Linked DNA regions of Mus musculus: all the other regions are linked to region 2. Evidence: chromatin loops called from intact Hi-C (ENCODE). Cell type or tissue: heart. All regions are shown on one strand.

Evidence for each region. Hi-C counts contacts between places; a loop is a spot of excess contacts. Peaks named below come from ENCODE experiments on the same cell type or tissue, not always from the same donor. Only the 100,000 strongest peaks of a DNase experiment are listed, where the experiment ranks them.
Region 1: it touches region 2 in a loop (2.0-fold over the local background); 3 of 42 quality-filtered maps call a loop at or near these places.
Region 3: a loop joins it to region 2, with 2.4 times the contacts of the local background. A loop is called at or near these places in 5 of 42 quality-filtered maps.

The regions. Positions count from the first base shown.
Region 1 is chr14:118,133,713-118,141,712 of GRCm38, forward strand. It overlaps Gpr180 (G protein-coupled receptor 180), which reads left to right and starts at 3,415. Exons shown (of 9, transcript NM_021434.5): 1 at 3,415-3,628; 2 at 6,025-6,183. The coding sequence starts at 3,481. In heart, no CTCF peak of the experiment used is centred here; a DNase peak (open chromatin) is centred at 3,309; H3K4me3 peaks cover 1,908 bases; H3K27ac peaks cover 1,474 bases; H3K27me3 peaks cover 793 bases.
Region 2 is chr14:118,038,223-118,046,222 of GRCm38, forward strand. Dct (dopachrome tautomerase) reads right to left here. Exons shown (of 8, transcript NM_010024.3): 2 at 4,786-5,085; 3 at 2,239-2,339; 4 at 1,388-1,554. Among named protein-coding and RNA genes, the nearest start is that of Dct, 10 kb to the right of the region's middle. In heart, CTCF peaks have their summits at 1,119, 2,047 (motif pointing right) and 4,966 (motif pointing left); DNase peaks (open chromatin) are centred at 1,069 and 4,979; H3K27me3 peaks cover 990 bases.
Region 3 is chr14:118,086,139-118,094,138 of GRCm38, forward strand. It overlaps n-TFgaa5 (a tRNA gene), which reads right to left and starts at 3,459; the gene lies at 3,387-3,459. It overlaps Gm31633 (a long non-coding RNA gene), which reads left to right and starts at 4,645. Exons shown (of 3, transcript XR_383758.2): 1 at 4,645-7,221; 2 at 7,401-7,489. In heart, no CTCF peak of the experiment used is centred here; a DNase peak (open chromatin) is centred at 3,203; H3K4me3 peaks cover 2,281 bases; H3K27ac peaks cover 1,159 bases; H3K27me3 peaks cover 826 bases.

The DNA of each region.
Region 1 (8,000 bases), 95 kb after region 2:
TGAAAGAGAATAACATTACTGATCAAGAAGAAAGACATGAAGCCAGCAGGTGATAGCACACACCTCTAGTGCCAGCACCTGGGAGGCAGAAGCAGATGGATCTCTGAGTTCAAGGACAGCCTGGTCTACAGAGTGAGTTTCGGGACAGCCAGGTTACACAGAGAAACCCTGTCTCAAGCACACACACACACACACACACACACACACACACACACACACACGAGACAAAGGGAAAGTGCCTACAGTAATCAAAGCCCATGCTCTGCTTTTCCTTTAGAATCAACCTCACCCACGTTCTTGGTTTACCATTTACACAATTAAAGCTTTCAACAACTTAAACTTAGTAGGGTTTTATTTTATCAAACAATGAAAAACCTGGCAATGCTCTGAAAGAAAGGTTCAGAGAGCACCATCAAGAAACCCAGGCAGTCAATCTGTATAAACAAAGGCTGGAGGGAAGTGTGGCCCAGTGGTTAAGAACGCTAGTTTCTCTTCCAGAGGACCCAGGTTAGATTCCTAGCACCCACATGGTAGCTCACAACCTTCTGTAACTCCAATTCCAGGGTATTGGAAGTCCATGAGCACTGTGCCCATACGGTACATGTAAACAAGAGTCCTATACACAAGAATATAAATCTCGGAAGTAATGGTTAGGAGAGACTTTACAGGTTATGGATCTAATTGTGCCTTCTCAAAGGGAACAATATCTCTCCCACATACAAACATAGTTGGTCAGTTGGGAGCATGCTGGCTGGCTAAAGCTGACTAAGTTAGGTTGCAGTTCTGATGTAGCAATTCAAAATACTGGGGACAGTCTCCAGGCAAATTTAGTTTAACTCTACATATATTTGCAGAGGCTTATCTGAAAATATCCACTGGAAAATATTAACAAAGGCTACATTTCAGTATTGGGCATAGGCAAGGAAATTGGGAAGTCACAACTTAAAATGTTGCTCTATACACTTTTGGCTATGAGTTCTTCTAAGCTGCTTGCTCAGTTTTATTTCCTCAGGTGAAGGAATGGGATGAGAGCCATACCCAAGTCGCACGAATACATGGCTTGCCTGAGACCAGCACATTACTTTCTCTGTTCTAACCATCCCTTGGCCTAGGCTTTCATACCATCTAATCTTTCAAGCTGACTGGTTTAATCCAGTTTCTCTTGGCTTCTAACTGAATTGCATTGCTTGGCCTCATACTACCTTTGACAATCTGTTCTAATCTCCGGGTTCCTTCTCATTCTCTCTTCACCCGTGTCTAACTTGTTCTCTCTGAAACCTGTCTTTGTAAAAACTGTCCTGGTATAAAAGTGCTCTGTCTCTGTCTCTCTCTCTCATTGCCTCCCTTTCCTGTGCTGTCTTGAGTTCATTGGACATATCCTTTCTCTGACTCATCTGTCAAATCTTTCTCTGATTCATCACTTTGTCTGCCCATCAATTAGGCATCACTTTCAAACATGGCTGTTTCCTCCTAGGAACTAACTTTACCTACATTGTTAGGGATTAAAGGTGTGCACTAAGGTGTCTGTATTTCAGGCAAATGATACTTTAATCAGAGCATATCTGCATTCCAGCCAGATCACATAGATCTAGAATGTCTTTAGATGTGAACCCTTGCTAAAGCAGCCATGTTGCTGGATTAAAATTTCTCTACATGCATGAATTACTCTTATATTTAAAAATAATTAGGATAAAAATTAAAAGTCTCAAAAATACGAATACCCTTATTCTGGGAATCCAGAAGCGCCGAAACTGCTGTTGATGGGGCTTCTTTATTTAAGATGAAGTATGTGGTGAGGACATGCTTTTGTGTTATAAAAAAACATCTTGTTGGATGAAGATAATTTGTACGAACTTATTCGTGACACAATTTTGAGTTGCTGCACTCACCACCTCTGACCATCTTCATCTTACAGTAGAGTGAGAAATTCAGATGAGCTGGAGGTCATTTACAGAATTTTGTGGTAACTGACCTGGTAAGGAGTAAGGTGTTCTGGTTGCACTGAAGTCTGATACAGTCTGAACGTGTCAGAAGGGCTTCTTCGAGTGTGTTGAAAAAGGAGAATCTAGAAAAAAAAAAAAAAAAAAAAAAAAGAGCAAAGTGAAGCAAAGGAGAGGAACCGTAGAAAATACTCCAGCGAAGGATTTGCAAATGTCATCGACACAGGGGTTTAGGGTGGGTATGGAATTGATAGGGTTAAGGATGGGTGTTGTGATCATAAAAAGAGAAAGAGCTCTAACTATATGTTCTGGTGGAGTGCGGGGGAAGGGGGAAGCCTCAGCGGGCATCCCCTTCCCTGGAGGGACCAGACACACACTGGTAAAGTATAAAATAGAGTTTATTTAGGGCGTGGTGAGGGGAGTTAAGAGAGTAGTAGAGGCAGAGAGAAGGAGAGAGTAGATAAGTGGAGGCGGGCCATGGAAAGAAGAGGGATGGGGATGGGGAGAGGGGGGCACAAGGGACAGGAGGCAAGAGAAAGGCAAGAGTGTACGTGTAAGGGCCAAGCAGCCCCTTTTATACTGGGTCAAGCCTACCTGGCTGCTGCCAGGAACTGTGGGGATGGAGTTTAGACAGAATACCAACAATGGGCATTAGTTGGGAGACGATCATTTGAAATATTTGAACCCATATTCCAAAAAGCGTAGGTTGTGTACAAAAGGGATAAAGGAATGTGGCGCTGGGAAATGATGTTTTCTATAGTATTCTGTAACTCAGAAGTCAGAGGTAGACTGTAGCTAGGTAGAATCAACACTGGAGGGAGTCCGGTTGCCATAGGTCAAAGTGATGGCAGATAGTGTCCTGGCTGCCGCTTCACACCAGCAGAAAGGCCAATAGATCTTGGACTACCCGTGAATGAAGGTGGTCACTGTCATTCTCAGCTGTCTAGCCAACTGGATAATCAGTTAATTCAACCAGTCCAGGAACCCTATTCAAGGAAGGAACAATCGGTTTGGTGCCAAGAGAAGCCAGGCTTTTCAGTTTAGACGTGTGATGTATCCTCGCAACATTAACGCGCGAATAAGCAAGCGCGAGAGAGAAAAAGCAAAGAACATGTGTCCCAACTTTGAGGCCGTTTTCCTGCCAGCTATACATTTCGGCCACGTATTTCTCAGTTCTTTCCAGGAAAGCCTCGGACGTCAATGACAGGCGCGCGCACGAGCGCGTGCGCAGTGGCGTAACGCGCAAAGGCTACCACGGTGATTGTTTCCAGTATCCGTAAACAGCATCCCTGGAGGGCTCCATTTAAAACAGGCGGGAATTAGCAGCATGGCTGGGGAGCGCCGGGACCCGCACTGCTGCACGTCCCGCCCACCACGGCCGATGATTGGTTACTGTCCCCGGCTCATGGAAGGCGATCCCGCGCCTTATTGGCCGTCAGTCTCCGGCCCCGCCCCCTAAGTCCCGCCCCGCCCTCTGCTGCCGACGTGGGCTGCAGGCCGCAGGCGGTTGCCGGGCGAGCAAACGGAGCGGGCGGCGGGCATGGGCGGCCTGCGGCTGCTGGCGGTAGCCCTCACGTGCAGCTGCTGGTGGCCGCAGGGCGGCCAGGGCAAGACCCTGCGTGGCAGCTTCAGCAGCGCCGCGGCCCGCGACGCCCAGGGCCAGAGCATCGGCCATTTCGAGTTCCACGGTAGGTCCGGGCAGGTCGAGCGAGGGGTGGAGGCTCGCGGCCTCCCTCGAGCCCGGGGTCGGTAGGCGGCGGCCGCGGCGCCTCCCTCCCGCCACGTCGTCCGGGCCTCACCTGGATCCCCGCAGCGCCGCGACCCTGAACCTTCACCACCGGGCTGCAGCCTAATTGCACCTGAAAGCCATTTCCATTTCCCCGACACTCCCGGTGCAAACCGGACCGCTCCACTGCATCTCCCCAGGGCTGTCCCCCAACTCCGCACTTGGCCTGATTGTATGCATTCGAGCCCTGTGGTTATGAGTGGATGTCAGCCCAGGAAGTTAGCTTCCCTGTTGTTTGTAAGACCGGTTGCATGAAACCTGCTTGGAGCGGATTTGGAATCTGTCATTGCCTCAACAGTTTAGTTATTACCGTGTGCCTAGAGTTCATTTGGTGAAGACGGTGTCTACGTGTTTAGAAAGTTTCGTGATTGGCACACTCTGGCATGTGTGTAAGAGCTGCATTTCATAAGTACTTCCTGGTATCCTCCAGGAAAATCAGTGGTCTTCAGTTGATGAAATTGCAATTCGTTCTACTAATTTTGCCCCGTTTATTTGTTCCCTTAGAGTGTTTTCTTGGTCCTTTGAACATTACTGCATTTCAAGGGAGTCGTTTGCTTACTGAAGCTGAGATCTTCAGCTTCTATGACGGAGTTGCTTTAGAGATGCAGCTGTATCTACTGAAGAGAGGGTCTTAGGAGAAGAACATAGAAATCAGAAGCTGCTTGGCATGGGAAGGAAAGCCAAGTCCTGGGAACTTGTAGAATTGGTGCTGTAAAAGGAGGCTTTAAAAACACAAACATTGAAGGTTTTACAATTCTGAGAAAAACATGTCAGCTTTTTAAAATGTGAATAAACCCGGGCGAATGAAGAAGAGATCCCCCCCCCCTCAAGCAAACAGCTTTGTTGTATTTTTTTGTCCTATTTTTGGTCTCTTCACCACCTCGTTGTAGCAGGTCCTTTGAGACCTGACAGCACAATCACTGTGATCTGGTTAGTGCTGGTAAGTCAAGGATCTGTGGGAGCTGTGATTTGTACTGTCCGTGCCCCACCGATAACTCTGATTGTAATTACCTTGTGGAGGGGAAATGGGGTAAATCTAGGTTATCAAACAGACACGCTGGATGCTGTTCAGGAAATGTTTTCAAGTATCAGCTGAATTATAAAGATGGTTCATGTTAAGTTGCCTGCGTCTCATGGCAGATTGGGGAGGGGGTAGGCCAGGTAGCTTCTCTCATATATTATGCAGATACAGTTCACTTACACCTCGTTGTTGCCAGGTTTTGGTCGATTCCAGCTAAATACAGTAAAGCTATGCTGAAACCTGTCACTTATTACAATTTAAAGTGTTAATAGTACTTTAGAGTCACTTCATACCACTTGATACAGTATACCAACTTACGTAAGAGACTTTTTCTTTAGTTACAGTGTACATTTTAACTTATGTAAAAGGTTTAACCAAAGCAGTCATTCTGGTAACAAAAGACCTTCACCAGAAGAATAGAGGGTTGTAAAATGAATCTCGTGTTCCCCTCTCTTCATCCAGCGTTTCTTCCCCCGCAGGCCCCTGTTTTCTGCTATTTCTATGCTAAAATTTTTTAAATTAATACTTTTGTTCATGTACAAATAACATTACGTGTGTCCCTTCTATGCAGGTGTCTTTGGGAGCGAGAGCGAGGCCGATCCCCTAGAGCTGGGATTTTCAGACGGTGTGAGCTACCATGTTGGTGCTGGGAAGCAAACCCTTAGTCCTTTTCAAGAGCAGCAAATGCTCTTCCTGAGTCACCTCTTCAGCCTGTAAGGTGTCCTAACTGGTTCTGGGGGCAGCCCGGCTCACTCTCTGCCATTCACCCCACATACTGTTCTAACAGTTGCTTTGTGAAAAGTCATAGTATAAAAATATGTTATGAGTATAAAATAGGTATCCCAGGCGCATGTTACCTGTGTTTATTTTCACATGAAAACATAATTAGGTACTGTTAAAAAAAAAACAGATACTTCAGCAAAAGTCTGTGTAGATTATGAACATGCATAAACACATGGATGGAGAGAACGCATGGATGGAGAGAACGGATGGATTATAGAGAGAAGCTGAAGTTCTGTGATGATCAATGTCAGTGTGTCCCAGACGGAGCTTTTCAGTGAAATGCTACCACGTACCACTGCAGTCGCACAGATTCATTCCGTGTTGGGTGAACTCTTAGGCCTGAATGAGGTGTTCGTTGTGTTGAGATTAATTTACATAATGAGATTTAAGAACAGTTCTTCTACAAAAGCCCCGTACTGCGGTGCGCAGTGTGGAGTGTTGTCTCCGTGCTTTATAGGAACAAACGAGTTGATAATTTCTGTTTTAATGTCAAGGTGACCATGCTCTTCTGTGTGTCAGAATCAACAACGTAGCAGTGGCTGTTGGAAAAGAAGCTAAACTCTACCTGTTCCAAGCCCAGGAATGGCTGAAGCTGCTGGAGAGCAGCCCCGGCTACAGCTGCAGTGAGCGGCTAGCCCGAGCTCAGCTGACAGGTGAGCGCACCGTCTTCCCATTGGTCACTCGTCAGCTGTGGGGGTTTCCCTCTGATGTTGAAGTATAGTCCAGCATGGTACATGTATGTGCATGCTGAGATGTTTTGTGACTGCATACATGTAACTGCCATGATATTTTGGTTACTCTGTTTACAGCCACGTTTTTCAAAAGCTAGCCTTTTCTTTGTTTGAGGGATAGAATGCTTTTTCTCCTTTTATCACTCAAAAAGTTTGGAGACATCCAAATAATTTATAGAGGAGTCATCATTTATACTATGTTTTATGTATTTCATGCTAATATGACATCATTTTCAGCTGGTTGTAGTCTACAGTGAATAACATTGGTTTGACTACATACTATTTGCCAGCCCTGTGCTAAACACTAAAGATGCTGTGTTATTTCATACAGCTTAGCCCAAGTGATGCTGTTTGTACATTGTGGAGGCTTAGTTGTACCACGTTACTTATAAATCTTAGGGGTTCTCAACAGGGTCTCACGATTAGGATGCTAGCCACTGAGCGAGGGAAAGAGAGAGAGAGAGAGAGAGAGAGACAGACTTTTACATAGTAGGAATGATGTACACCTGCCATTCTGCCTGTCCCACCTGTAACTAACTGCTTGTAGGAGACAAGGTTAGAGCATCAGTATTCGTTTCTTTCTGCTGCTGTGGTGGACACTATGACCAAGGCATCTTATAAAAGTTGGGGCTAGGGTTCCAGAGGGCTAGAGTCTCTGGCAGCTGAATGAAAACAGCACCAGGCAACTGGAGTTTAGCCAGGTGCTCACATCCTGACCCACAGGCTGGAGGCAGAGAGCATGCTGGGATGACACAAGTCTTAAAACCTCTAAGATCTCATAATCCTTCCAAACAATGCCATCAACTGGGGACCAAGTATTGAAGCACATGGGTCCATGAGGAACCTTCTCATTCAAACCACTGTGTCATCCATGAGGAAAAGCCAGCAATCACCCTCTTCCCTTTTCTCCTGTGTTCATAAACATCACCCACGGGCAGGATTGTGGATCCATCATGTCCTTCTAGCCTAGTCAGTGGAGCGTTCCCGTTTCCAGTGTCCAGCCTTAGCGGCTGTCGGGTACCTGCGAGGCGGCATCCAGAGCAGAGGTGGCGGTGGGAGCTCCTTTCTCCTCGGTGTCCTGGGGATGCTTGTTGCCCAGACATCCTCTCAGTCCTTAAGGATAACGCTGACAGGAACGAATCAGATCAATGTAAGGAAACGTACAGTCAGGGCTAGAGAGATGGCCCAGCTGTTGAGTCTTACTGCTCTTGCCAAGGCCCTGACTTGTTGGGCAGCTCACACAACCTTCTGTAAGTCCATCCCCAGAGGATTTGACACCCTCTTCTGGCCTCTGCAGTTTTCCTTCATCCCTCCCTCACCCCTCTCTCATACACACACACACACGCACGCACGCATGCATACACACTAAAACTAATAAACAATATTCCATGACATTTCAATTACAGTAAGTGTGGAGTATTACTTACATGGTATACGGTGGAATGGCGGTCTGAGGCCTGGTGTGTAGTGAAGTGTGTTTTGTGTGTGCCTGGAGGATGAGCAGTTCCAGAACCTGGTGTGGCCAGCATGAGGGGCCCTGCCTGTTGACGTTCATCTGGCACCATAGAAACCTGTTCTTGTTCCAATGAAAATTCATGAGCAGGTTAAAAGCCTTGGTCTCTAGGACTGTCACTTTGTCTTCCTACCCCACGTGGTTCATGTTGTATCATATCCTGTATCCATTTACAGGACACCCTTCCCTACATTGCCAGAGTGCAAGCCCACTAAACTGCAGCCAC
Region 2 (8,000 bases):
ACCCAGTGCAGGCCCAGACCCCTTAGAACATACATCTACCCCATGGCAGATCCCTTACAACACACATCTACCTGAGGGCAGGCCCCTCACCACACACATCCACCCAGGGCAGGCCCCTCACCACACACATCCACCCAGGGCAGGCCCCTCAGAACAACTAGGTGCCTAGAAGCAGTGCTGGCCAGGGAGGTAGGCCCTGATGTCACTGGATGGTGTCGGATAGGAAAGCAGAGTACAACTTAAAACATGGGAATTTGGAGAGAAAAAAATAAATGAAAGAAGGCAGACTCCTCTTAAGAAACCCTCTTCTGAGGCATAATTGTTTCCCCTTATGCACAATTTTGTTTTTTATGGTTAGTTCCCTGCATTCAACTATGGTCAAAAATATTCCAACAGTGCGCTGAGAAACTGAAGCATTTTTGAAAGAAGAAGAGAGACTATGCTCACACAGGTCTTCTTCAGAACACTGTCATAATTGTTCCATTTTATTATTGTTGTTGTTAATCTTTCCGTGTGCCTAATTCATAAGTTTAAATTTTGTCATAAGTAGGAAAAGTCAGAATGCATAGAGTTTGGTGCTGAGGTGCCAGGTAGTCCTGGGAAGCCTAGAAGAGATTCCCAAAAGCCAGATGGGATTTTGAACTGCACATACGCAGAGAAACAAGTCCCTGGACTCTGGGTCACTTATTTCCCCATGTGACCTTCAGGGATTGGGAGCTATTGTTGATCCTCTCACATCCAAGGCCGGTGCTTGTGTCCCATACAACCCCTCAGGAACTTGTGGCCCAGATACACCACCTTACTTCCAGAGGTTTCTCTGGAGTGGTGCATGATGCTCCCACACCTAGGACCTGCCACCTATCCATACCCTCCTTGCCTTCCCACTCATCGAGCCAGAGTCTGTGCCTCTTTTCTGTCTCAGAACCATCAGCTCCACGCCCTTGAGGACTTGTCTGGACTCCCTTCTTGGCTTCACACACACACAAGTATTACAGAACTTCTCAGACTGCTTGGTAATTTATTTACCACAAATTGATCTCTGTGAACACAGAGCAGCTGGATCTTCTTTGTCCTTGTGTTCCCAGAAGTGTTGCATCACCAAGGGTAGGGTTGATACTCGCCAGATGGCAGCCAAGGGCTAGAACTGCTCCAAGCTGTGAAATGGGGCTCCTGGTCTCAAAATGATGCCCAAGTACACTCAACTCAAAAATAGAAGTTCCATACATCTACTTTTTAATTTCAGAGGTTGAACGTTTAAATTCCTGCCTCCCATAGGAAAACTGCCTTCAGAAACAAGTAAACATGACTCCAGGTTCCACAGAAAGAGAAATATAAAGAAACACAAGAACAAAGTGAAAACAGCCTGAAGAGTTACACTGCACATCACCTGTCGCACACAATCTCCCAGGTAGAGAATCTCGAGTTCCGACTAATCAGCGTTGGGTCATCTTGTCTTGCTGCTCCAAGCAGCTCGTCTGTGCACACGTCACACTCGTTCTTCCCGGTTGCAAAGTTCCAGTAGGGCAACGCAAAGGACTCATTGCCAGTGAGTCTCTAAAAGCAAAGGGGGGGGAGGGCATCACTTTATGCATGTGACAGATGCTACACAAAGGCATGGAGGCAATGACTGGCTTACTTCTTAGCCAAACTTAGAGCAAAACTACGAATACCAATCAGACTGACAAAGAAATATCAATATATAAAAATGTTTTTGTGTATAGTCACATAAATATATATGTCACATGTGCATTTGTTCACATGTATAAATAAGCACAATGCAATTGTTCTGCCTTAATACAGTAGGAACTCCTACCATTTGCAACAATGTGCTGCAATGTGCAACAATGTGGGACAATGTAGATGAACCTAGAGGACATTGGGCTAACTGAAGTAAACCAGATTCTAAAAAAATGTTCCATAATCTCACTCATATTTAACATCCGAAAAAGAAAAAAATATCAAATGCATAGAATGTAGAAGGAATTTGGAAGATGCAAGTTTTTAGAGATAGAACGTACAGCAGGGGGCAAAAGCATCCACACTGGGTCACCATGCACAGGTAATTTGTCAAGAGAGCATACTTTAGATGCCTGACACCGAGAGAAAGGAAAGCTTCCTGAAACACTGAGAGTGCTGGGGGGGTTTCCCACTAGTTATCACTGAAATAAGTGTATCAAACATCACATACTCCTTAAATGCAAATCCTTTTTATATACTGAGCATGTGGCTTTGACCAACCTGGAGTTCTCTTTCCAGCCACAACAGATGGTACCTGTGCCACGTGACAAAGGCAGGCCCTTGGTGAGAGAAATCAATGGCCTTATAGGGGCGTCCTGGACCTAAAACAGTTGGGAAATAGAGATCAGAGAAGGAATTCTTAAGAAGTTAAACCTTACCAGGGGTATGTCTCTGTCCAAAAGGTCCACAGTTTCTTAGTTTAAAAACCATGTATCCATTTAAAGAGCAACTTAAGAATAATGATAACAGAGTTTCGAAAGCAGTTGGCACTTTCACAAAGTCATCAGTTTCACTCCTCAAACCTTTTTTTTTTTTTTTTTTTTTTTTTTTTTTAGCAGAGAACTGGGAAACTCAAGTCAATTTCAGCAGCCAGGGTCCTGTTACATATTTTAATTTTTACATGGCAATGCATTACAATAAAATGCTGTCTAAGAGTGTCAATCCCTAAGACCTAAATGAAATGCATTTTAAAGATTTTCTGACTTGCTCTTTAAGATTGGGTAAATTTATAACAGAAGAGATTGCTTAATAATGTAGCAACTTCAACCATGCTTGGTGCTAATGCAGCCTTTGTACATCCAAAAAGAACTTTTCGAGAATGCTGCCTCACCCATCAATCAGCTAGAACCACCAGCTGACAAGCATGGTCACTGAGACCAGAGAAGGAAAAAAATATGCTGGAGCCAATTTAGCTGGCCACTGGAACTGCCAATTTCAGTGAAGCGCTTTGGGCAATTTAACGCCCTTCTTGCTGCCTGCGCCATCCGTCTTCTGCCTTCCATAGCAGCTCTTGATGGTTATGCAGAAACTTCAGCTCACTTTAGTTCTTTCAAAGTACCTGTAATAACTTCAGAGAGCTGAACAGACATGAATATAAATTTAGTTCCCAGATAGGACCAGAAACTATAGTTTTCCTTTCCTCTTGAGAGGCTATCTTCTCATAAAGCAAAAATTCCTCAGAGTAATGACAGGAAAACGATAAAGGCTTTCAGCTTCATCTATGGATAAAGGAAGATGGATGCCTTCCCGTGAGGCAGGTTTTAACAACACTCACACTAAAAGCAGAACTTCTGTCACTGCTGCTGGCCACACAACCTTTCTAAAAAATGGCTTTTTGACTAAAGAAAAGTTTCGAGTTTTCTACACAAAACGACGATGAGAGGGACGCCAAAAGATGTGGACTGGTGCGGAGGTGCGGAAAGGGAGTGGGAGAGGGAGAGGGGGAGGGGAAGGAGAGGGGGAGAGGGAGAGAGGGAGAGAGGGAGAGAGGGAGAGAGGGAGAGAGGGAGAGAGGGAGAGAGGGGGAGAGGGAGAGAGGGAGAGGGGGAGAGAGAGAGAGAGAGAGAGAGAGAGAGAGAGAGAGAGAGAGGGAGAGAGGGAGAGGGGGAGAGAGAGAGAGAGAGAGAGAGAGAGAGAGAGAGAGAGAGAGAGAGAGAGCTGCATCCAGCCCAGGGCGCTCACTTTGTTTACCCTGACCTAGGGAGGGGACCCAGAAGTAGAGACAGCACCAGAAATAGGCAAGTGTACAGACTGTTATGAAAAAAGTCTAGAATGGACTCAAAGTCTCCTAGAGCAAACCAATGGCTTCTCCTCAGTCCACGGGTAACTGGGGACAAAGCTGTAGCTGTTTGATGAGGTGACTATCAACTTCCAGTGCCATGTCCCACACAGACCCCACGTTTTAGGTTCTGGGAGAGTCCTCAATATTTCACAAGCATCATTTTGTTATTATTGTGGAGGCAGGGAGCATGCGCACCACAGCACGTGTTGGGGTCAAAGGCCATCTTCGTGGAATCTGAGAAGCCTCCCAGCATTTTTGGAATTGTGTTGCCAAGGAAACATTAAGCCGAGCCATAGCAACGTAGAGTTCTTCTTGCTTAGCCGTGTGGATGATTAGGCCTAAATTGGATGCTTTAAAAAGTGGTGTAATGAGCTGATGATGCTCGTGGCCAGCAAGAACATAAAGACACGTGACACGTAAGCTCGGACACCTGAGTTCTATCCACGAAACCCACATCAGAGTGGAAGGAGAGAACGGCGACCCTGTCCTACAAGGAAGCAACCTCAAGGGAACTTCCAACTGAAAGTCTAAAGAAGTGCGAGTGTAAGGGGTCGCCACCTTTCTAGTATAGTGCTGCATTGCAAGACAAGGGAGTGCTGCGCTCCCTGGCATATGTTCCGTTAATTCTCCACTTTGAAGGAAAGGCCAGAGCCAGCTTTCAAGCCAAAGTTGATTTTTTTTCCTGGAATCAGAAGGAATTTGCCTCCACTTTGCTCAGGCCTTTGAGGATTAAGTTTCACAGAGAGCTAGGATTAGACTCTGAAGCAGGAATATAAACTGGAGAGGTTTAAAGTAATGGCAGAACAGAAAGAAACGGCCTCTTTTGAGCTACAGGCGGTGTTTGGTAATCCTGACAGACCTACATGTAACCTCGCTGGAGGTTGCATCCCTGTTAATTAACTTGTATCAAATGACTTCCCATCCCATACCCCCACCCGGGTCACAAGCCTCTAATGATGCGCGGTAAGCCAATTTGGGAAACCCACCTAATAATGTGTCTCGAACAGAATAATAATGGAGCCACACAAAAAAGTCATACACGCTGCAGTTGGCGATCTGGGGCTGGGTCCCGTTGGGTCCGAGCAGCCCCAGCCAGTGTTGCGTGGTGATCACGTAGTCTGGATGGATACTCTTCTTGGCCAGGTCTAAGGCGCCCAAGAACTGCTCCCTCTCCTGGGCAGTCAGGGAATGGATATTCCGTCTTAGGATGGCCGGCTTCTTCCGATTACAGTCGGGGCCGGTCCAGCCGAACTTGCAGCCTCCACAATTATAACCAGCAAAGTTTCCTGATTTAAAAAGGGGCGGAGATGAGAAAGAAGTATGAGGTTATATACTTTGGAAGAAAATTCTCAGTTGGAATTCCAGGTAGAATGGAACAGAACAGATGATTATAAGCGGGGAGGAGGGAGCTGACCCAAACGGGACCAGGACAGGCCACGGAGAGAAAGCACCCGATAGGGCACAGAGAACCCTCCGAGAACCCAGGCCCCGCGCTGCTGCCTTGTTCTTGGGCTTGCAGCCTCTACTACAATATGGAAATCATTTTTTATTGTTAAAGCAGAAGAGGAAGGAGGAGGAGGAGGAGGAGGAGGCGAAGGGGAGGGGGGAGGGGCAGAGAAGGAGGAGGCTTAGTTCTCAGGACCTCAGCATGGGTCTAATTTTGAAAATCATGTTTTCAACGTGGCAATTAAGATAAAATAAGGGCACGGGAGCGGCAGCCCCTTGCCCCGTATGATTGTACTCTACGCAAAAGGGAAGACTCCAAGAGAACAGTGATTACCAGGAAGCCCAGGGAAGAGGTCGCAGGAGACAGGAGCCCTGAGGCCTCCACCTCCAGAGCTAGTAGAAAATCACTTCTGTCCCTTCTGTCCCTGTCTGCAATGGTTTGTTGCAGTGGCCCTAGCAAAGGAACTCTTCTGCTCTTGGGCGTCCCGGAGCTATCTCTTCTAACCTCCTCTGCACACCCCAACCTGGCCTGACCTTGCTAAGCTCCACTGTCTATTCCAGCCCACATTACTTGGCTGGCCCCGACTGCTTCGCTGACTTAGTGAGCAATCCCAGCACTCAGGAGGCACAGACAGGTGGGCCTCTGTAAGACTGAGGCCAGCCTGGTTTACATAGTGAGTTCCAGATGAGACAGCCAGGGCTACGCAGTGTGACCATGTCTGGAAAACAATTGATGATGATGATGATGACGATGACGACGACAAACAAGCTGACTTGCAGAATTTGGGTGGCATCTAACTTTAAAAACGCGGGTTCCTTTCACAAAGGAGACAGCATTAAGACAAAAATTGATGTTGTCTGGCAAACCTTGAAGGTGAATTAACTGCCGTGTGAAGTGCAAATCCTTTAGAATTTTCTGTCTGCACAAAAGCATCTCTGCTTTCCCACACCCAAAGGACGAGAACTAGTGAGCAAGCTCTCGAATGCCCCCCAGGACTGGTGACTAAGTCTAAATTCTTTCATTGCCTCTGCACTCAACCTTGTGGGTTTTCTGTTTTGGGCATGATCAACAGCTCACTCCTCATGTACATTAGAGGGAAAGTTTAGCTGTTATTCCCACAAGAAGATAATAGTCTCATCTCCAGAAGATTAAAGGGCTGACTCCAAGTATTTAAGGCAGAAGGACCAGCTCCCGCTCAGCCTCTGCCTCCACCTCATGGCCCTCGAGACTATGACTGGTTCTTTCCTGTGCCTGGAACACTTTTCCTTGTCTTCCGAAATCCCTCCCTGCAGGTACCACCGCTGCTTTTAAGTTCAAGGCAGACCTTGTTTTGGCAGAGCTGGTTGAGGGTACGGTATGATACCCAGTGCTTCAATCACTGAGCTGCGTCCCCAGCCTGGGACCCAGACATCAGAATGACCTGACCTGTGTTCCCTCAGTCACTTGGAATCCCGTTTATTTTATTTATGTATACTCATCACGGAGGCTTGACTCAGTGGTGAAGCACTTGGTTTCCATGTCCAGCATCATCAAGACAAAAAGAGAAAGAAAGAAAATACCTACTACCCACTGGGGTAGCTTTTACACCAATAGCTTTGCTTTTCTTTTTTTTTTTTTTTTTTTTTTTTGAGAAATGATCAAATAAAAGTTTGTCTGAAGAATACTTGCTATGCCATTGAGCACGCAGTCAAACTTGCAGCTGATTTTAAAGTCTCTGCTCAGTCATCACTCTTCAGTGGGAAAGAGCCCAAGACCAGAGAGAAGCAGGCTGCTGGCAGCGGTAGACAGGGAGACATGCACACAGGCAAAGGATGTGAGTGCTTTTTGCTCACTCTGTGTGTGTGTGCGCGTGTGTGTGTGTGTGTGTGTGTGTGTGTGTGTGTGTTGTTGTTGTTGTTGTTGTTGTTGTTTCTCATGTCCATACACATCTTTGTGGGTTTGTGTGCATATGTGCATGATAGAAGTCATCAAGTATCTTCTCTCTCTCTCTCTCTCTCTCTCTCTCTCTCTCTCTCTCTCTCCACTTTATTTTGAAACAGTCTCACTGAATCTGGACTCACCAATTCAGCTAGTCTGTCTGTCTGTCTGTCTGGCCCACCAACTCTAGGAACCAACCTGTCTCTCTCTGCTTTTGCAGCATTGGAATCCCAAGAGCACATGGAGAGCTGGGGAGATGGTTTATAGATCAAGATCACCGCTGCTCTTGCAGAGGAACCAGTTGCAATACCTAGCATGCACATGGCAGCTCACAACTGTAGGTACCAGTAGGCAGTTCCAGGGGATCTGATAGCCTCTTCTGGCCCCCCACAATCTACACAATATGCATGCAGGCAAACACTCATAGACACAAAATAAAAATAAATAAATAGTTTTTAAATAATAAAGGGGTGTTGGGGAGGGTTGGTTTGGTTTGGTTGTTTGGTTTTTTACAGGGGAGACCAGAGGAAAATGGAAAGCAGTTAGCTGCGTTATCCGAAGTGACTGTCCAGCTCATCTTGCTTGCAGGACCTTAATGAAGACCTTCATTTACAATGATTCCAAGTGATGGTCACCAGGATCAAAATTTAAAACTTTTAACACTTTAAAGTTGACCGTTGGCTTCATGTTGTCTTAAATAAAACACTCTATTCTATAAAGTTGATAAAGTCATATAATAAGGTCAGTTGATTCTGTTTCTCTCACTAATGCTTCCTATAGGTATTAAAATCATTCAAATGTAAGAAAGGAATAGTAAAGGTCTTTTGTTTTTTGCTT
Region 3 (8,000 bases), 48 kb after region 2:
TGTGTGTGTGTGTGTGTATGGCTCTCTCTGTCCCTCTTCCCAATATGAGCACGCTGCTTTGCATCATTATTTGTTTGCTTAATTGACTTAGTGAGGATGGATGGCTAAACTCAGCTTGTTACGGGGATGTAAGGGCTTGGGCTCTGGCCCTGGTCACTCTGGTAACAGGAGCAATGCAGGACTGACAGAGCCAGCCATAAGAATGCCATATGACAGAGGTCAGGATCTGATGGCACAGCAATGGCAGGAAACCAAATATTGATTGCTCTGGGAGCTGTCAGGGCCTTGATGGCCAACAGCTGCTCTTCAGAGGGGACTCCCCACTCCAGCACACCTGCAGCAGGGCAACATCTGTGCAAATGAATAACCCCACAGGAATGATTGCGTTGATAATTGAGGCATTAGATACACTGTTGCCATGTAGCCATGTTTTCTATTTGTGTTGGACTGTTTGGTTTCTAATTCCCTGAACCCAAAACTTTTATTTAGTTCTTTACTTCTGCTACAACTGAAAGCTTTTCTAAGCCTTGTTGATCTGAAAAGTTCTTTGAACTTTGTATTTAAAAATAGCAATCAAAACTTAGTAAGTAGCATAAAAGATGAAGAGAATTCTCCTGTTGCTAGGATATTTATTACTATGTCATGTGTAGCTGCTATGCTGGTTCACAGGTCCAGGTTCATGACCGAACTCAAACTGGGTCAGTGTCCTGACAGCTCAAGATTCCTCAAATGCCTCTCCTTGCCTGTTAGACCAGGAAAAGCACATGGCTGCTGCTGCTGCTTCTCAGCGCTCGTGCAGAGGGTTAGAGCAGCACTTGGTTAGAACAGCACTAACGCAGAAGGTTAGAATAGCACTGGAGAAGGAACTGGGAGCTACAGCCTTATCCAAAGGCAGGAGGGAGAGGGGCGCTGCAGGGGCTTTTGAAACTTGAAAGCACGCCTTAGCACCACACCTCCTTCAACAAGGAGGAGCTGAAGGGGTTTGCAACCCCAAAGCAAGAACAACAATATCAACCGACCAGACCCTACCCCCCACAACCCCCCTAGAGCTCCCAGGGACTAAACCACCAACCAAAGAGTACACATGGAGGGACCCATGGCTCCAGCCGCCTATGTAGCAGAGGATGGCATTGTAGGGCACCAATGGGAGGAGAGGCCCAAGGTCCTGTGAAGGCTCTATGCCCCAGAGTAGGGGAATTGGAGATCAAGGAGGCAGGAGTGGGTAGGTGGGTGGATGAACACCCTCAAAGAAGCAGGGGGAGGGGAAAAGCTGGGAAAGGGGATAACATTTGAAATGTAAATAAAGAAAATATCCAATCGGGGGTGGGGGAGTGGGGAGGGGGAAGAAACTTGAAAGCCCAACCTAGTGCCACACCTCCTCTAACAAGGCCACGCCTCCTAACCCTTCTAATCCTCAAGACGCTTCCTTATGACTAAGTATTCAAATATATGAACCTGTGAGCGCCTTTCTTATTCCAACCACCACACGGGGTGAATTTATTGTTTATCTATATGACGTTCCTGAAGAATAAAAAAAATTAATTCTCTATGGAAAGGAGAGAGGGAAGGGTGAGAACTATGTAAATACAGTCCTTATTTACGAAATTCTCTAAAATTTTAAATTAAAAAATATTCTCTATATGGATCTGTGGTGTACAAAAAAGAAGCACTACTTGATTTGTATGCCTCAGCTTCATTTAAATATGTCTGAGATTGTGTTGGCTTTTTCCAAAGGCACGCATGTGTGACATGCATTTGTTTATTTATTTATTTTCATCTGTGTTTCCAACTTTGAATGACTGTTGACAAGCACAATGGGATTGTTAACAAAGAGTGCTTAGCAGAACGCTTGGTGACTAGAGAGGACCCTGTAACTGGTGGCTGCCATTTTCTGGGAGCTTTGTCCCTGGAGTCTGTCAGGAATACCTTACTCACTGAGCTGTGGAGCGTGGATCCAGCCTGTAAGCCACGCTTAGACTATTCACATGAACACTGGAATATGTGGCACTAATTTGAATGCACCCCAGACCTTACTAGAATGTCGTTCCGTGGGACACCGCACACTCCTTAAAGACCTTTAGTGATTAACTCATAACAAGACAATCCACTCTGCCAGACTGCATTAACGATTATTGTGAAAAATCCATATATTCTTAGAATTTGAGGCAAACTTAAGCAATTGTATTTCTGGTCAAGTTTCCAACAGCAAACAGATTGAGAAATGATGATATTATAACATGATCCACTGAAAGGGAGACAGTATAGTCGAAGCTAATAAAGGGGGCATGGTGCGTGTGCATACTCATTACGTGAAGGTCCTAATTAAATACACAATGCTCATCTGGTTTTACTGTGTGTGCTATGATTATAATAGCGTCTGTATGTCATAGTTCTGGACTCAAATGAGAGGCGTATACACAATAGGAAGGAAACGTTTACTCCAGGGTTTATTTATAAATCACCTTGGACCTTTCTGGGGAACTCTGAGGAGGTAGACACAGCCTGGACGTTGACAAAAGGACGGGGCTGAGCACTTATTCTCATGAATATTTAATGAGTGCGGTACACAGGACAACTCAGAACTGATAATGTGTGACATCCATGAGAGAATCCAGCACTCGGGGAAAGACAATAAGTTTTCAGGTTACAGTTAGAGACTTTAGTTTCTATGATAAAATACATACAGAGAGACTATAAATAAGAGGTTGGCAATGTGCATGCCAGATATAACCACAGAACTCCGAAGGGCGTGTCCTGGGAGGGAGGGTGTTTGTTCACCTTGTCCTGGGCTCCATCCAATAGCCTGGCGTGGACCATTTCAGACTAGCTCCAAAATGACGCTGACACGCTGGACGCTGGTCCCCAGACCACACTGACAAATACGTGTCTAAACAAAATCCGTCACTTACTTAAATGTAAGGAGCTATAATGCTACCACCCTTTATCAGTAAGCAAATGAACCTGCCCTGGGCCGCCGCAGTGTCGCTCTCTTGCATCTCTAGCAAAATCCTGAAGCAAGCACCTGAGTGCGCAGTAGAATCCGCACTAAAAAGTGAGGACCCGAATGACATTTGGACAGGTCTTTGTCACTTCCAGGGAAAAGTTCCCCAACAGGACAGATTCCCAACGGCCGGCGCGCGCCCGGACTGCTTTCCCTGTCCAAGAAGCCGGGAGGCCTTGGCTCCGCATTGCGCACGCGCAGCAGCGCCTCCGACGACACCCGGAAATGCCTGTGCTTTTTGCCTGCCCCCACGGGTGGGCGAGAAAAACTGCTTGCGTTTCTCCACGACCCCAAGTCGGCGAGTCCGAGATGAACTCAACACAAGTCCCTGGGTGGAAGGATCTTAGGAAGTTTGCATTCCGCCAAATTAAAACTAAAAGTTAACTGCCGAAACCCGGGATCGAACCAGGGACCTTTAGATCTTCAGTCTAACGCTCTCCCAACTGAGCTATTTCGGCGCTGTGCCTGCCCACTTCTAGAGTATCCTATCGCTGAGTACTTCGGGCCCAGTCCTTCCGTGTTTCTTCAATAACTAATTTCTATTCCGCGTTTTTGCTTGCTGTGTTTGAATCGTGATTCTTCCGTCTCGCTTTTCCCGACCAAAAATGCAAAGATCCTGCCTGGTCCCTTCCCGAGACCTGCTAGGCGCGCGCAGCGGGAGCGCAGGGACAAGCGAGGATTCGGGTTCCCGCCAATCAGGTTTGGGGGTCTCCTAGGTGAACAGGTCACACTTTTGGACGGTACAGGTATGTCCCAGATCTGGTTGACTGGCAGCGTTTGCCGAGAGCTGTTGGTTGACTGGGTGGCCAGCCCCAGATGCGGCATCTGTAGAGTCCCTGAGACCTGTGCCCTGAAAAGGCCACACACAGCTTGGTTACAAGCTCTTTGAGGGAACCTGTTCTGCAAACGCTTGGGCAGTTCATGAATGATAATTCAATGTCAGCGCCCCCTCCTTTCACGCCGGTTCTGAAGCACCCACTACCTGCTCCCTGCATCTAACTGAGATTGTTTCCTTTCTATCTCCGATTAAATAGTACTAATCTCAAGGCAGTTTACTTTCTCATGACGCTCTTTTAGCCTACTTACGACACTTCTCTTTACCCAGAAGCGTCGCTCTCAATTTGGGTTGATGGATGGATATGGAAGAGAAAAGAAAAGAAAAAGGAGTGCTTAGCAACCTTCACTGGGTCCCCCTCATTCAGTCTGCATTCTACAAACGAGTCTCTGAGCGCCCAGGCTGTAGGAACCAATCACAGAGTTAACCAAATCCAAATAACAAAAGAGCTCGAAAATTAAAGAGGTCGGTGGATAAGGAGAGAGAGAGACCAAAAAGATGCTTAGATTGGAAGGAGGAGATAGGAAAAGACATTTAATGTGTTTTCCAGCTACCTATCGAATTCTCCTCAAAACACTGCAGCAAAGACTTGATGATTTTCGTTAACTTTTTAGGCAACCAGCTATTGTTCTTGTCTGTGGCTGCCTGCCTGCCTGCCTGGTCTGTAGAGTGCTGCGAATCAATCTCAGGCTCTTCCGGTCTTTCCACCTCAGTCTTTCCACCTCTTCCTCGAGACTTCCAGAGGCGAGAAGTCTGAATGAGAAATGTCCCCTATAGTCTTGACCATTTGAACACCAGCTTGGGGGGGGGGGGGGATTAGAACGTGCAGCCTTTTGGAGGACGTATGTCTGTCACTCGGGGTCCTTAGAAAGTCACCTGTGCACTTTAGGTCCTCAGCTTCCCTGGCTAAAAATTTACATTCCAGATCGTCTCATGGACTGGACATTCAGAGTCTCGTCTCATGGACTGGACTCTGCTCTCTTCAACTTAAGGCCCTGTGAACAAAGTAAGCCATCACCAAGATAGATTGCTGCTGAGTTCGAGAGAAAACTTGGCTTCATCGGCAAGACTGCAGAAGGGAGATGAACCATCATAGCAACCATGGAGGGCCGGGTTGAGTTGAGACTCAGACTAAGTATAAGGATATGGAAGGAGATTCTAGCCTGAAAAGAAACTTTTTGTAGGCTACACTTCTGTCTTCCCAGTTAGCCCAAGGATTTTTGCTAACCCCATCTAACTGCTTATGATAACTATGAAAACTAGCCAGCAGACAGAAGACAAATTTAAAAAAACAAAAAAGCAAACAAATCTAAAGGAAGCTTGTTGTATATGTCTGAAATTTTTTTAAACTGTTGTCAATTGATTATCTGTTCTTAACATTGTTCCTGGGACCCCTATAGCACAGACAAAACCCCAATAACATTTTACTTTCCTCTCATTTTAGTATTTGTCATAGGGAAGTTTAAGAAAAATTGATGGGAATATTACAATACCTAAAAGCATACTGACAGGCAGTGAAGACTCATCTCAGAGCTGAATGAATTCAGTGTCACAGTAAAGATTCATTCAGTGAAGAACTAACGGTAGCCGGGAATGTAGCTCAGCTGTTAAGAGTGCTTGCCTACCACGCATCAATTCCTGTTTCTGGTCCTCCGTCTTACTGAGGCCATGTGTGGAGTTATACGCTTGTAATCCCCACATTCAGGCCTTAGAGGTAAGAGGGTCGGAAGTTCAAGGTTATCATCAGCTAAATTTCAAGCTCAAGGCCAGCATGGAACAGGAGAGACTCTGCTTCAGAAAATGAAAGAAGGAAGAAAAAGATGATGACAGAAATGGGGGAAGTGACTGAGGTGGCCAGTCGAGGTTGGATAATGTTATCCGAGGCCAATACAAGGCTTTAAAGGTTCCCTCTACACTGTGCTTAATAGTTACAAGGGGAAAAAGTAAAAGCTATGCCATGAAGAAACCAGACAATGCCTTGACTGGTTCATCAAAGGTAAGATCAGCAGCGAAGAACATTTGGGCATCATATGCCCCGAGACACCACACACTTACATAGAGTCCAGCCATACATAACTAGGTTGGAATTGACCATGAAGCGGCATCAATTGCCAAACAAGAGCTGTTCTCTTGTAGATAACTAGAAGAAAAGCTGGGAACCACCACCACACACACACACACACACACACACACACACACACACACACACAACATACTGTCCAATGCATATGTGTGCATACAGAAAGATACCTCTCCAAAAAGGTCATACACACTATGGGTTATTGTGCCATTCTTAGAACATCTTTATAAGCCTTATATCCAAATATAAACACAGTAAGGGTTAGCCTTGGATATAAGAACTGAGTAAAGTCCATATTTCGGTCCATACTAGTTAGACAGTTTGGTGCACACAACAGCTGATCCACAAAGCAGGTTCTGCACCTTGCATGGAACACTTGCATTTTGTGACGTTTGAATCCATGGCCTACAGTGTGCCAGGCAAGTGTCCTACCACTGAGATATAACCCCACTCCTTGTTTGAGACAGTTTTTGCAAGTTAGCCCATGCTAGCCTTGAGCATGCTATGTAGTCTGGGCTGTCCTTATCCCATGCCCACACCTCAGGTTGCCATGTGTTGTTGACATTATAGACAGATGCATGCTGCCACGCCCTGACACTGTTAACCTTTAAAGAGACCCCCATTTTAATTAAAAAAATCAATATAAAAGTTTAAGTTCATGACCAGAATCCAGGGCTGGGCCCCACCCTTGCTGTTAGGTTTGTTTGGTTTTTGTAGGTACATGACCATGCATCTTGACGTTTCTCTGTGCACAGAAAGCAACACCTTCACCTGACGAAGGCAAAATGACTTCTCCAAAGTCCTGTGTTAAAGTCGCCACCGAGGGGAGAAACGTGAAAAAGTTAATAGATTGCAAATATCATCGGTGTGTCGAATCGATCCAAAGAAGTTAATTTATTTAAAGCCATTAAACTGCGGGTCGATGAAGGCCTTATTGTTTTTTTTTTTTTGTTTTGTTTTGTTTTTGTTCAATCACATACATCAATACAAAGCCTGTGGGTACACTCACTGGGCCAGAAACAATTAAGAAAATGATACTCAAGAACAACATACCAAGATGTTCGTATGTTCTAACCCACTCCTCCCACACCCACTCAACAAGAGTCTAACTCGCCTTTGTGGATTTTGCACGATGCCCTAGAGGTCAGAAAACTTGGATTCTGGAACCTGAATGTTATAAGCTTGGGCCCTCTTCAGTCCTTCTTATCTTAATTGCTTGTGGCTTACAATTAATGGCGCAGTGGACCAGCCTTCCAGGTGTTTTCTTCTCCCCATCTGTGTGCCTCTGCCTCCTACTCTCCAGAGGTAGGGATAAAGCCTAATTATTTCCTAAATCCTTGTTAATAAAAAAAGAGGGGCAGGGCAGGGGAGGGAGAGACCAGGGCTGGAGAGATGGCTCAGTGATTAAGAGCTACACTGCTCTTGCAGAAGACAGGCGTTCTGTCCCCAGCAACTACAAGTCTGTTTCCTTTTCACCTCTTTAGGTGCTTCAAGGAGCTGCGATTCCAGACTATATCATCAGGCTTAGATGGATGCAGCATTTATTGGAGATCCTCATGATCTGACTGGAGAGGTAGGGACTCCTAAGAGAAAACTCTACCATGAGCCTCCTTGTCATGGGGAATCCAGCAAGAAGACAGTTGGTACTTGGACAAGACACTGCACAGACATGATTGCAAACTGTCATGCCTTCCAGTTGCTCTCTCTAATGGAATTCCTCTCACTACCTGCCCCTCCCTTAAGCCAGCCTATCACCCTTAGCTATGCAGGCAGCCTCTGTCTTAGAATGTGAGTTAAAATGATTCCCACCGCTCGCTTGCCACAGGCTGAGTCAGAAAGCACATTTGCCCTGTTTGCGGGAACTGCCCATGCATGTGATGCAAAAGCGACATTTCTCTTTGAGAACGATTGATATGTGATTGTTTGCCTCAGGACGGCTATGTTCTTTAAGATACACTGATCAGTGCTGCGACCACTGGGGAGTTGCCCTCACTCCAATAAATGATCACATATGAGCGTTCATGCAAGCAACCCAATTAAACCCATTAGAGCTTGGTGGGACACACACACACACACACACACAC